2 separate regions of the Homo sapiens genome follow, and region 2 is linked to region 1. The links are chromatin loops, found by intact Hi-C in ENCODE. Cell type or tissue: endothelial cell of umbilical vein. All regions are shown on one strand. Region 1 overlaps APPBP2 (amyloid beta precursor protein binding protein 2). Region 2 overlaps LINC01999 (long intergenic non-protein coding RNA 1999).

Evidence for each region. Hi-C counts contacts between places; a loop is a spot of excess contacts. Peaks named below come from ENCODE experiments on the same cell type or tissue, not always from the same donor. Only the 100,000 strongest peaks of a DNase experiment are listed, where the experiment ranks them.
Region 2: it touches region 1 in a loop (4-fold over the local background); 3 of 110 quality-filtered maps call a loop at or near these places.

What each region holds. Positions count from the first base shown.
Region 1 is chr17:60,468,744-60,471,243 of GRCh38, reverse strand. All of the region lies in intron 4 of APPBP2 (amyloid beta precursor protein binding protein 2), which reads left to right. Among named protein-coding and RNA genes, the nearest start is that of CHCT1, 48 kb to the right of the region's middle. In endothelial cell of umbilical vein, no CTCF peak of the experiment used is centred here; a DNase peak (open chromatin) is centred at 1,303; H3K27ac peaks cover 1,734 bases.
Region 2 is chr17:60,568,673-60,571,172 of GRCh38, reverse strand. The region is part of intron 2 of LINC01999 (long intergenic non-protein coding RNA 1999); the gene reads right to left. Among named protein-coding and RNA genes, the nearest start is that of LINC01999, 5.4 kb to the right of the region's middle. In endothelial cell of umbilical vein, a CTCF peak has its summit at 1,218 (motif pointing right); DNase peaks (open chromatin) are centred at 162 and 1,222; H3K27ac peaks cover 881 bases.

The sequences.
Region 1 (2,500 bases):
AAAACTTTTGTAAATCAAAAACATCAAGAAAATAAAAAGACAACCTATGGAATGGGAGAAAATATTTGCAAATCACATGTCAATTAAGTTTCTAGTATCCAGAATATATCAAGAACTACAACTACAAACAACAGAATTTAAAAATGAGGCCGGGCCCTGTGGCTCACACCTGTAATCCAAGCAGTTTGGGAGTTTGAGGCAGAGAGATCATCTGAGGTCAGGAGTTTGAGACCAGTCTGGCCAACATGATAAAACTCTGTCTCTACTGAAAAAAAAAATACAAAAATTAGCCAGGCGTGGTGGTGCACACCTGTAATCCCAGCTACTCAGGAGGCTGAGGCAGGAGAATCGCTTGAACCCAGGAGGCAGAGGTTGCAGTGAGCTGAGATCGTGCCACTGCACTCCAGCCTGGGCAACAGAGCAAGACCCCATCTCAAAAAAAAAAAAAAATCCAGTCTGGCCAACATGGTGAAACCCATCTCTACTAAAAATAGGAAAATTAGCTGGGTATGGTGGCAGGCGCCTGTAATCCAAGCTACTCTGGAGGCTGAGGCAGGAGAATCACTTGAACCCAGGAGGCAGAGGTTGCAGTGAGCCAAGATTGTGCCACTGCACTCCAGCCTGGGCAACAAGAGCGAAACTCTGTTAAAAATTTAATTAATTAATTAATAAAGAGCAGGCTGGGCATGGTGGCTCACACCTGTAATCCCAGCACTTTGGGAGGCTGAGGCAGAAGGATTTCTTGAGCTCAAGAGTTTGAGACCAGCCTGAGCAAAATAGCAAGACCTTGTCTCTATTAAAATAATTTTTTTAAAAATCAGCCAGGTGTGGTGGCACTGGCCTGTCGTCTCAGCTACGTAGGAGGCTGAGGTGGGAGGATCACTTAAGCCCAGGAGATCATGGCTGTAGTGAGCTTGATCATGCAACTGCACTCCAGCCTGGGTGACAGAGTGAGACTCTGTCTCATAAAATTAAAAATAAAAAATGGACAAAGGACTTGAATAGACATTTTCCCAAGGAAGATACACAAAAGACCGGTAAGCACATGAAAAGATAAGCACATGAAAAGATAGTGTCATTCAGCATTAGGGAAATGGAAATCAAACATAATGAGCTACCACTTTATTCCTACCAAGATGGGTACAGTTTAAAAAAAAGAAAATAACTGTTGGCAAGGATGAGAAGAAATCAAGTGATTCTGCTGAGAGAGCATTTGAAAAAAAAAAAGAAATTGGAAACTTTGTGCACTGTTGCTGGGAATGTAAAATGGTGCAGCTGCTGTGGAGTACAGTTTGGCAGTTTGTCAAAAAGCTAAACATAGAATTACTGTATGACTCAGCAATTTCACTCCAAGTATATGCCTAAAAGCATTGAAAGCAAGGAATCGAGAGATATTTGTGTGCTAGTGTTTATAGCAGAATTTTTCACAAGTCAAAAGATAAAAACAATCCAAGTATCCATCAGCAGATAAATAGATACACAAAATTTGGCATTTACATATATACACATACAATGATTCAGCCAGTTTTGGTACATGCTACAACATGGATGAACCTTGAAAATTTTATCCTAAGTGAAATAAGTTAGACACAAAAGGACAAATATTGTATGGTTCCACTTACATGAAATATGTAGAATAGGCAAATTCATAGAGACAGAAAGTAGATTAAAGGTTACTAGGGACTGTTTGGGGTGATGAAAAAGTTTTGGAAGTGGATAGTATTGATGGTTGCATGACATAGTTAATATAATTAATGCCACTGAATTGTATACTTAAAAATAGCTCATATGGCAAAGTTTTATATATATTTCACCATAGTAAAAAAAAATTATTAAACCCATACCGGTCTTTATTTTCATTATGCAGCTCTCCCCTTTCAAGCTATCATTTATTTCCAATTTTTTTTTTTTTTTTTTTTGAGATGGAGTCTTGCTCTGTCGCCAGTCTGGAGTGCAGTGGTGTGATCTCGACTCACTGCAATCTCTGCCTCCTGGGTTCAAGCGATTCTTCTGCCTCAGCCTCCCAAGTAGCTGGAACTACAGGCACGCACCACCATGCCAAGCTAATTTTTTTTTGTATTTTTAGTAGAGACGGGGATCGTGTTGGCCAGGATGGTCTCGATCTCCTGACATCGTGATCCGCCTACCTCGGCCTCCCAAAGTGCTGGGATAAACTAGTTCTAAGAAAAAGACACTTACAAGAAGGAGAGAAATTCTTTTCCTTTAGGTTCACTTTCAGTGTATTTTACTTTCGTCATGTCTGGCTGATGAGGCTCTAACTAGTCATGTTCAGTCTTATGGTAAATATATTAGTAAACTAATGACTTACACATTTGTATATTTTTCATTTTAAACAATGAATAGTTCAATCAAATAGTAATTGTTCTTGACAGTAGGTGTTGATCAGGTAGACATAATTTTATGTTATGAAAGTAAAATACTGTGTTTACATGGTAGTGCCACATTTTGAGAACCTCCTTTTTCCTTAGGCAGAAGGTTG
Region 2 (2,500 bases), 100 kb before region 1:
CCTCCTATCTTTGTTTAAAATATTTCCAGAGTTTTAAATTACTACTCTTAGGGGTGGGGAGAAACAGTCATGATTTATATGTTTTTTTTCAAACAATAAAGTACCTATTGAATTCTCATATTATGTTTGGAATTTTAGTTTAGCGATTTTCCTGCTGAGTGTAAACTATTCTATGCAGTTGGAGAGGGGACATACTAATTACTAACTTCCCATCATTGCCCAGCACATGAACCTTTGTTCCATATACTTTCCCCAAATATTTTGCCATTACAATAGCTAGCAACTTGGATGTCATAACAACATGAATTGGAACAACCAACATTTTCTTCTTGATGTTAATTCTTTTGTATTTTTTTTTCAGACAGAGTCTTGCTCTGTTGCCCAGGCTGGAGTGCAGTGGCGCAATCTTGGCTCACTGCAATCTCCTCCTCCCTGGTTCAAGTGATCCTCCTGCCTCAGCCTCCTGAGTAGCTGAAATTACAGGCATGAACCATCATGCTCGGCTAATTTTTGTATTTTTAGTGGAGATGGGGTTTCACCATGTTGGCCAGATTGGTCTTGAACTCCTGACCTCAAGTGATCCGCCCACCTCAGCCTCCCAAAGTGCTGGGATTACAGGTGTGAGCCACCGTGCCTGCCCCCAATATTTTCTTTTGAATTATTATGTCATGATTAATTTGGAGGGAAGCAGAAAAGACAGGATAAAAGTCTTCACAGGGCAGGACACGGTGGCTCATGCCTGTAATCCCAGCACTTTGGGAGGCCAAGGCAGGTGGATCGCCTGAGGTCGGGAGTTCGAGACCAGCCTGACCAACATGGAGAAACCCTGTCTATACTAAAAATACAAGATTAGCCGGGCGTGGTGGTGCATGCCTGTAATCCCAGCTACTCTGGAGGCTGAAGCAGGAGAATCACTTGAACCCAGGAGGCAGAGGTTGCAGTGAGCCGAGATCGTGCCATTGCACTCCAGCCTGGGCAACAAGAGCAAAACTCCATTTCAAAAAAAAAAAAAGAAAGAAAGAAAAAGAAAGAAAGAAAGAAAGAAAGAAAGAAAGAAAGAAAGAAAGAAAGAAAGAAAGAAAGAAAGAAAGAAAAAGAAAAGTCATCACAGGCCATTTGGCTGGTTTGTGTGCTGAAGTGGACCCAGCTGGAGGGTTTGCTAAATCCCTGGGCTCACTCTCGTGATTATCCCATGACTGGTTGTTATCATGAAAACCTTACTAGCTCTGTCCACTAGGTGGCATTTTCAAAATAGAACGTATAAAATTATTTTGCAAGATCTGCTTTTGCCAAATTAGAGAATGATTCAAAGTTATAAGGTTGATGTCTAGTTTCAGAGAGGGTGCATCCTTTAGGAAGAAACTAGACCCGTAAGGACTCTCATCACTAGATGAGAAAGGTAGTATATTACATATTGCCAGGATGTAAGAGAGATTTCTGTTGCCAGCCCTCTGTTAGCTGCAGAGAATCAGATGTCGTCTGGGCTCATGTGCGACTTTTAATACAAATTTGGCAGAGGGTAGAATAGAGGTTTATTAGGATGCGAGGGAGAAAAGGGAGGGGCCTGTTATGAAGAAAGGCTGTGAACATAGAAGTCTAAAGGACACATGAAGAAAACTTTTCTCAGCTATAATAGTCCTGAACATTTTTCTTTTTCCTTTTTTTAGATGGAGGCTCACTCTGTCACCCAGACTGGAGTGCAGTGGCACAGTCTCGGCTCATTGCAACCTCCGCCTTCCAGGTTCAAGCGATTATCCTGCCCCAGCCTCCCGAGTAGCTGGGATTACTGGCACGTGCCACCACACTGACTGATTTTTGTATTTTTAGTAGAGACAGGGTTTCACCATGTTGGCCAGGCTGGTCTCAAACTCCTGACCTCAGGTGATCCACCCACCTCAGCCTCCCAAAGTGCTGGAATTACAGGCGTGAACTACTGTGCCCGGCCAAAAATATTCTTAAGAAATAGGGAGGATGTCTGGGACCCGAAAGGATTTTGTAAACTAGCAGTTAGTGATTTCAGAAACTGCTGGATCTCCCTCAGAGAAGGCCCAAGTTCAGGAAAATGTTGAAAGATACCCTCTGAAAGCAGCAAATGAAGAGCAGGGCTGGGACTAGCGCAAGGCAAGTGAGGAACCGGTCGTGCACAGATGCTCACCCACAGTGTCCTCCAAGTGCAGGTATATGGAAAATAGAACTTTTTAATCAGGAGCAGTGGCTCACACCTGTAATCTCAGCACTTTGGGAGGCCAAGAGAGGATCACTTGAGCCCAGGAGTTCAAGACCAGCCTGGGCAACATAGTGAGAGACCCCATCTCTACAAAAAAATTCAAAAATTAGTGAGGTGTTGTGGTGTGGGCCTGTGGTCCCAGCTGCTTGGGAGGCTGAGGTGGGAGGATCACTTGAGCCCAGAAGGTCAAGGTCACAGTGAGCTGAGCTGGCGCCACTGCATTACAGGCTGGGTGACACAGCAAGACCTGTCTCAAAAAAAAAAAAAAAAAGA